Regions from separate parts of the Homo sapiens genome. Here region 2 is linked to region 1. Evidence: chromatin contacts called from ENCODE Hi-C or POLR2A ChIA-PET data. All regions are on one chromosome and are shown on one strand. The core of a region is the stretch at or near the end of the contact, and the rest is flanking DNA. Distances in the headings are between cores, read along the strand shown.

The links. Hi-C counts contacts between places; a loop is a spot of excess contacts on that map. ChIA-PET counts read pairs that join two places held with the same protein, here RNA polymerase II (POLR2A). Pooled maps may share reads with other maps.
Region 2: a pooled map shows a loop between it and region 1 (2.2-fold over the local background). The contact joins two enhancer-like sites. A Hi-C loop is called at or near these places in 7 of 168 maps with a recorded cell type or tissue (B cell, MCF 10A, PC-9 and 3 more), 12 of 37 single-sample maps with no recorded cell type and 17 of 50 pooled maps. POLR2A ChIA-PET finds 5 or more read pairs at or near these places in 6 of 52 experiments (A673, AG04450, CD4-positive, alpha-beta memory T cell and 3 more).

The regions. Positions count from the first base shown.
Region 1 is chr5:42,943,841-42,948,016 of GRCh38, forward strand. No RefSeq gene overlaps it. Among named protein-coding and RNA genes, the nearest start is that of FLJ32255, 47 kb to the right of the region's middle. Within about 2 kb of position 1,316, at least 4 of the 41 ENCODE cell types and tissues checked have a DNase peak (open chromatin) inside an H3K27ac peak, as active enhancers do.
Region 2 is chr5:43,103,409-43,107,957 of GRCh38, forward strand. No RefSeq gene overlaps it. Among named protein-coding and RNA genes, the nearest start is that of ZNF131, 15 kb to the right of the region's middle. RefSeq lists an enhancer at 2,199-2,308. Within about 2 kb of position 2,388, at least 27 of the 41 ENCODE cell types and tissues checked have a DNase peak (open chromatin) inside an H3K27ac peak, as active enhancers do.

The DNA.
Region 1 (4,176 bases), core at 66-2,565:
GCTCATGAGACCAGAAGAGTATAAAAACGCAAAAGATGTTGATTTCTGAATCCCAGATACCCGGTGTCAGCTGGTGAAAGAAGGACGCGATGAAGTTGCTGTCTCCCCTCGGAGTTTGGCAGGCCCGGGATTCCACAAAGGAGTAGGCGCGGCCAGCCGCCTCCAGCCCTGAGCTCAGTAAATTCGGTGTCCTGAATGCTCCCTTCCTGTCCTTACCACTGCGAGCTCTCTTGGGACAGCTTTCTAGGTTCCACTGCGACCTACTTTCCGCTCCCTGAGTGCTTCTTTGCTGAAACTGCAGGCGAAAAGATCTCTTTCCCAGACCGCAGCGCACTTTGAGAAGGGGCTCAAAGTCGCCCGCTCTGAATCCGGCACCGGCAAATAGGAGTAGCCGCAGGCGCCCTCTGGAGAGCTGGAGACTGCAGAGGGTCCCAACGGACGCCTGCCCCCGCAGCATCCCTCTCAACTCGCCCCTTGCTTCGTGGACAGACGACTGGGGCCGGAGACGTCCGTCCGAGGAGACCTTTCAGAGTGTCAGCCTACTACTGTCCCGCCGAAGCCACCAACCGAAGTTCCAAGACTGCTGGCTGCAGATTGCATGCGCTTGAGGGCAGACGCCCTAAGAAGGTGTCCACCGCCGCCTTTGATGTCCTGAGCCCTGAGATTTTCTCTGAGATCCTTCCATTGACGATCGTCTTGTAACAGATGATGTTACAGTAACACCTGAGTTCTCTCAAACGCGATGGAAGAAGTTTTGCCTTCAAATCAGTTTGTGCCATTTTCTTTCCCCTTCTCAATAAAATTGTACACAAATGTGGCCGGGCGCGGTGGCTTACGCCGGTAATCCCAGCAATTTGGGAGGCCCAGTCGGGTGGATCACTTGAGGTCAGAAGTTCGAGAACAGCCTGACCAACATGGTGAAACCCCGTCGCTACTAAAAATACAAAATAAGCCAGGCATGGTGACGCATGCCTGTAATCCCAACTACTCGGGAGGCTGAGGCAGGAGAATCGCTTGAACCCTGAGGCAGAGGTTGCAGTGAGCCGAGATGGTGTCATTGCACTCCAGCCTGGGCAACAAGAGCAAAACTCTGTCTCAAAAATATAAAATAAAATAAAATAGGACACAAATGTTAAATTTCTGTTACCTGGGTTCCTGCTGATGAAGGTAAGGACGGGGCATAGGAGCGGGGCGGCTGGTTGCTGGTGCCAGGACTGGCACGGGACTCTGGGTCGCCTAGGTTTGCTGATTGCAGGGCAGAAGTAGTGTGTCTTATCCAGAGACTGGAGGGAAGGATCAGCCAGGAGTTGTGCATGGCAGGTGACTCACAGGCTGGGCCTACAGGAAATGTGGTTAACAGGCAGCAGGCCTGAGAACTTAGTGCAGGAAATTCTCTTGTTCCAAGTCCCTGGAACTTTTCCCTCTGAGGGTTTGCACTGTTATATCTTGAGAGCTTGCTAAACTCACTCATGAGTGCTGGAACTTTTCTTTTAGACTCCTTAAGATTTTCTACATAGACTCATATTCTGCAGGTATGGATATTTTCATTGTTTCGCTTCCAATTTTTATGATTTTTAACACATTTTCTCACCTTATTGCACTGGCAAACAATTCCAGTACATTGTTGAATAGAAATGGTGAGAGTGGATATTTGTGCCTTGTTCCTGATTCCATGGGAAAAACGTTGAGTCTGTCATTATTACATACCACGTTTGCTATAGGTTTTTGTAGATTTTTTTTGGTTGAGGAAATTCCCTCTGTTCCCATGATGCTGAGAGTTGGTTTTTAAATTTTAAATCATAAATGGTATAGATTTTAAGTGCTTTTTGTGCATCATTTGATAGGATTATACGGTGTTTCTCATCTAGGCTATCAATAAGGCAAATTATATTATTTGACTTTCGAGCATTAAACTAGCCCTCCATCTGGAATAATCTTACTTGGGCGTGGTATTGTTCTTTATTTTTTTTGAGACGGAGTCTCGCTCTGTCGCCCAGGCTGGAGTGCAGTGGTGCGGTCTCGGCTCACTGCAAGCTCCGCCTTCCGGGTTGACGCCATTCTCCTGCCTCAGCCTCCCAAGTAGCTGGGACTACAGGCACCCACTACCACCCCCGGCTAATTTTTTGTATTTTTTTTTTTTAGTAGAGACAGGGTATCACTGTGTTAGCCAAAATGGTCTCGATCTCCTAACCTCGTGATCCGCCGGCCTCGGCCTCCCAAAGTGCTGGGATTACAGGCGTGAACCACTGCGCCTGGCCCAAGGCATGGTATTGTTCTTTAACATATATTTCTGACTGCCATTTGTTAGTATTTTGGTGAGGATTTCTGCATCTATGCTTAGGTGCAATATTGGTCAGTAGCTTTCTCTTAGCGTACTGTGTGTGCCAGGAAAGTGCTGATCTCATAAAATAAATTGGGAAGTATTCCATATTCTTTTATTTACTAGAATAAGTCATGTAGAATTCATCTTATTTATTCTTTAAATATTTGGTAAAAAATAGTCAATGAAATTGTAAGAAACTCTAGGTTTGTTTTTTGGAAGATTTTTTGACCATGAATTCAATATCATTAACGATGACTGTGGATCTTGCAGGGTTGATCCATTCTATCTAACTTGTTGAATTTATGAGTATAGAGTTGGTTTTAGATCATTTAAAAAAGTTACCATTGTGGGCCAGGTGGGGTGGCTCACTCCTGTAATCCCAGCACTTTGGGTGGCCAAGGTGAGTGAATCACTTGAGGCCCGGAGTTCAAGACCAGCCTGGCCAACATAGCAAAACCCCATCTCTACTAAAAATACAAAAAATTAGCCAGGCGTGGTGGTGCACGCCTGTAATCCCAGCTACACAGGAGGCTGAATCACAAGAATCACTTGAACCCAGGAGGTGGAGGTTGCAGTGAGCCAAGATCAGGCCACTGCATGCCAACCTGGGCGACAGAGCAAGAATTTTTTCAAAAAAAAAAAAAAAAAGTTATCATCGTGAATACATTGATCAATATAAAGACACTGCTAGCTAACATCAGTTTGCCTCACTAGATCTGTTTACCAGTCTTCAGCCAGCTCTATCTTGCAAGAAGTAACCGTTATGGACTGCACTGGAGAGCTACTTTTGCCTCTGGGCTTCTGTTTGAGTTTAGGCCCTGAAAGACACCAGCTGTTCAGAGATATGGAGTAGTAATTTATTACCTTGCTTTGTTCCCCCTGGAGCTCAGGGTATTGAATTATTTTAAGTAAAGTCAAAAATAGTCTGGCTATGGTGGCACATGCTTGCAATCACAGCACTTTGGGAGGCCAAGGCAGGAGGATCCCTGGAGGTCAGGAGTTCAAAACCAACTTGGGTAATAGAGTTAGATCCCGTCTCCACAAAGAATAAAAAAATTAGGCTGGGCACGGTGGCTCACACCTTTAATCCCAGCACTTTGGGAGGCCAAGGCGGTTGGATCACCTGAGGTCAGGAGTTCGAGACCAGCCTGGCCAACATGGTGAAACCCTGTCTCTACCAAAAAATACAAAAATTAGCAGGGTGTGGTGGTGGACACCTGCAATCCCAGCTACTCGAGAGACTGAGGCAGGAGAATCACTTGAACCTGGGAGGTGGAGGTTGCAGTGAGCCAAGACTGCACCATTGCCTGGGCAACAAGAGCAAAACTCCATCTCATAAAAAAATAAATAAACATAAATAAATAAGTAAATAAATAAATAAGCCAGGCATGGTGCTATGTACCTGTAGCCACAGCTACTTGGGAGGCTGAGGAAGGAGGACTGCATGAGCTGAGATGGCGGAGGCTGCAATAAGCTATAGTTGTACCACTGCACTCCAGCCTGGGTGACAGAGTGAGACCCGGTCTCAGAAAAATAAAAGGGAAAAAAAAGGCCAAAAATACTGTGGAGTGGCCCTTCCAGCACTTGCTTGCTTTCTCTAACACCACTCATTCTCTTGCCCCTACTTAGCTAGGAATGGTAATGCTTTCTTCTGGTGAAAGTCTGGAGTGCTCCCTACCTCTTGTTTGTTTCCTTTTACCTGTCCACAAATGCTCATTGTAAGTAGTCAGTTACTTTATTAAACACTTCTCAACTACCCCTTTTTGTGCATTCATTTTATGCACCAACATTGATAATACAGATTCCACTGGCAAGTATAAAATTATTCCAAAATATTTAGCAAAGCAAAATAT
Region 2 (4,549 bases), core at 1,138-3,637, 160 kb after region 1:
GGCACGGTGGCTCATGCCTGTAATCCCAGCACTTTCGGAGGCCGAGGTGGTCGGATCACGAGGTTAGGAGATTGAGACCATCCTGGCTAACACAGTGAAACCCCATCTCTAATAAAAATACAAAAAAACTAGCCGGGCGTGGTGGCAGGTGCCTGTAGTCCCAGCTACTCTGGAGGCTGAGGCAGGAGGATGGTGTGAACCTGGGAGGCAGAGCTTGCAGTGAGCCGAGATCGCGCCACCACACTCCAGCCTGAGCGACAGAGCAAGACTCCGTCTCAGAAAAAAAAAAAAAAAAAGAAAGAAATGAATCTAGATTCCTTAATAAAACATGTAAATATTCAAGATATATTTTGTTTTTAGGATATTTTGAGAATGTTTATTTTTTATCATCACAACTTTTAGACAAGAAAAACACAAAAGAAGAAAAACTCTCAACATTTCATCTTGAAAGTTTATAAATATTTTTTCTTAATACTCTCCCACAAAGAAGTAAAATATTTAAATAGACATTTTGGTCTCTTTTGTACATGTTAATTCCTATCTTTTTTATTATTATTTTTTTCATTTTACTTTGTGTGTGTGTGTTTTGACGGGGGCGGGGGGCGGGGGGCAGTGTCCCCGTGTTACCCAGGCTAGTCTTCAACTCCTGGCCTCAAGCAATCCTCCTACTTCAGCCTCCCAAAGCCCTGGGATGACAGGCATGAGCCACCACGCCCTGCCAAATTCCATTAACACAGTGTTCAGAACAGGAGCAAGGAGCTCCTCCAATCCCTGCTGAGTACCGAACTAGTCCAGAAATGGGGGCATCAGGAGTGTGATGTGCTTAGGAAATGGGAGTGCTTGTGGTTGGGTGGGGTGTGGGAGAGAACCATGAAACTGAAAGTGAAACATGAAGATGAAAGTGCCGCTTCTTAGATGAAAATTGTCCAAGGAAAGTTTTCCCACGTAACCAGATTCCAGACCTACCCCAATCCCAAGTCCCAGATGTACCTAGATTGTATGATTGAATTTGAGACCCATAATTACAGCTCCATTGTCACTGACCATGCTGGAGCCTCCCACACACAATCCCTAGTCTACAGGCCTACCCTGCTTGCAAACAGAAAAATGTCATTCTCTAAACCCATGCTAGGATGACTGCAGAATAGGCCAGAATCAGACGTCTGTCCCCTACCACTTGCTCTTCTCCAGCCCAATTATTTGATCCAAAGCACTAAGAAGCAGGAGAATGGTAGAGATGGCAGGGAGAGCAACAGGAAGGCGTCAGAAAGGCACCCTGGCACACTCGGACTAAATGTTAGGAGGACTCAGTAGAGGCATTTCAGGGCTAAGCACAGTTGCCGGGGCTGTTGTCTGTCTGCTGAATCTTTCGGCAGCCCAACCCATGTCCGCGATTTTGACTTCTGGCAGCTCTCTACCCTTGGCCGGCTTCCCCCTCCCAGAAGCCCTCAAATCCTGACCACAGACAACCCCACCACACACCCCTTGGCCAACAAAGCCAAGATACCCAGGACCAAGGGCCAGTTCCCCCAATGAGCCTTCCCACCACCACCCACCCCGCCAATCTCCTCTTTCCTCAACGACCAACCAGGAACACAAATGTAATCCTAGCACTTTGGGAGGCAGAGGCGGGTGGATCACGAGGTCAGGAGCTCGAGACCAGCCTGACCAACATGGTGAAACCCCGTCTCTAGTAAAAATACAAAAATTAGCCAGGTGTGGTGGCATGTGCCTGTAATCCCAGCTACTCAGGAGGCTGAGGCAGGAGAATCGCTTGAATCCGGGAGGTGAAGGTTGCACTGAGCCGAGATCGAGCCACTGCACTCCAGCCTGGACGACAGAGCAAGACTCCGTCCCCCCCAAAAAAAAGCCTGCATGAGTCCTGATGATGGCCTTGGAAAAGATGATGAGGGCACAGGATCTAGGAGCTATCCGAGCAAGTGAATCTAGGGAGAAAAATAATGTGAAAGAAAGAAAACTGAGAGGACAGGAAGCCTTGGTTGGGAAATATAAACAACAACAAACCAGGAGAATTGAAGAGTGAATCAAACTACAATGGACATATCACCTTTTGTCCACTAGAGACACTACTGCCACATGCCCTCCCTCCCGACGGTAACCTTCATTTTCGGGGGGGCGGAAGAGTGGGGAGAAAGACAGTTTGGCTTCGGGTTCCTGCTGGCAGATCCATTCTGTCCTCGGTCCTCGTCCCCTTGGTTTTGTATCCTTGAAAGCAGGGAATGACACTGAAGAGGACTAGCGGTGCGATCCTGCATTTTAGTTGAAGGACCAAATCTCATCTCTCCCAGTGTTGGGACTGATGACTCCTGCACTACTTGATGATCTCCGGTGCCTTGAGGGGAGGACCATGGACTTGGCTGGTTTCAGCAGCCCAGCGGATTTCAGCGTTTGACAACCTGGAAGTTCTGCTGCCCCCTCACGGTGGGAGAAAAGCGGTGGGTCCTGCACAGGCCGAAGAACCACTAGAGGGCAGCAGCACACGGGCTCCATAAGACTTGCTGCGTGTCGACCCTGGCTCATACAGTGCTAAGAGAATTGATCAATGCTGTCGTTCTAAATTCAGCTATGATGAGGTGGTGCTGCTTTCCACAGACTGGGATGTTTCTAGAACTTTCTAGGACTTTCATGTCTAGCATACACCTGAGATGACTGTAGAAAGTCCCTCAATGAGTCAACCGTTGGTTTTATCCCTAATAAAATGGGTTCATGGGGTCAGGAGTTGAGGTATTTACTGCCTTCCCTCCCCCTCCACACACACATCCTTTATGCTTAGATTTTTCCATACCAGAAATTTGAATCATGTGGGGAAAGCATCCACTGTAAGTTTAGTAACAGTTTGGCAAAGCCTGAAAATTATGTGTAAAATAGTGCTTTAGGAGTTCTAGAAACTGAATAACAGACTCATTTTCTGGTATCTTGACTTTCAGAAGGCAAATGAATCATTCTTAAAACAGTTTAGTTTAAAAACAAATGTCAACAAGCATTTGTTGAGTGTCCGCCATGAAGCAACCACTGTACTAGGCTCGTGGTACAAAGATGACAAGACCAGGGCCAAGACAAGAATTTGGGCTGAGGGAGACAGCAGGCACATTTGACGTGACACTTCTTATATGTGGAAGGCCTCACAGACAGAGCTACAGTGACAGGACTGAAAGATGCTAATTCTTCAACTTTAAATTTTTGTCCCCCTAGGGCACGATGAATTATTAACAATATGTTATTTCTTAGAATTCCGAAAATTAGCTTTTGAAAAGCTGGATTATATTGTATTATATTCTGATTTGTGAAAAAGTAGAAATTTGTTAAATGTAAATATTTAAAATAGGCTACAATTTTTGGAAACTTGGGATTTCTTGATTTTTTTTTCTTTTTGAAATGGAGTCTTGCTCTGTCCCCCAGGCCGGAGTGCAGCGGTGCGATCTCGGCTCACTGCAAGCTCTGCCTCCCGGGTTCACGCGATTCTCCTGCCTCAGCCTCCATAGTAGCTGGGACTACAGGCACCCGCTACCACGCCCGGCTAATTTTTTTGTATTTTTAGTAGAGACAGGGTTTCACTGTGTCAGCCAGGATGGTCTCAATCTTCTTACCTCGTGATCCGACCGCCTCGGCCTCCGAAAGTGCTGGGATTATAGGCCTGAGCCACTGCGCCTGGCCGATTTCTTGATTTTTTAATATACCAGGAACCTCTAAAATGAAAGTGGCCCTGATGACCTCTAGGAGACCACAGAGAAGATATAGTCTCAGTTTCCTCAAAAAAATTCTAATCTAGGGGAGAGAGACACATTAATAGGCCACTTTAGTACCGTGTAAGAGGAAGCTTTCTTAAGCCCTATGCATGAATCCTTTAAGACAAACCAATACCAACAATTTGCCAAAAACATGTCCTAAACTGCACTGCTCAGTGCTGAGAGAAAGCATGCTGAATTTTTAAAAATATTTTTTTTAGTCAGAGCTATGAGAGTGCTGAATTTTATCATTCTATGTATTCTTTATTTTTCAATTAATTCCATGTCCTATTCTGCTATTCTTATTTTTTCAATAAAGATTCTAAATGTGTTGATACAGCTACCTTGTCTGTTTTTATGTAACTAATGTCATCTTATTAAGTGATATTATTAGTAATCTCTATTTCAGGAAAACACAAGTTATTTGATTACAAGTATATTCAAATCAAGGGTCTGCACTAAAACCATCCACATCTTCTCCCTATCACAGGTTATCAGTACAACCCTCAATGTCTCTATCTTCACCACTATAATGTTATTTTTTGGCCAGGACTCTGTTCGCTTGGCCCTCAAAGAAAACAACAGGAGCTTAAAAGATTCAGAAGAACCCAATGAACATATAAAAGTGTTACCTTCATCACTAAAAATAATGCTCTGGACTCTAAAGTTTACACACAAGGGGTGATGAGGGAGGGAGCCTGACTAAACTCATGCTTTCTCACTATTGCTCCCTGGTTTTCTCCTAGCCTTTTGAAACTCATTGATCACTATCACTATCAAGCTAGCCATGAGCATGGGCACTG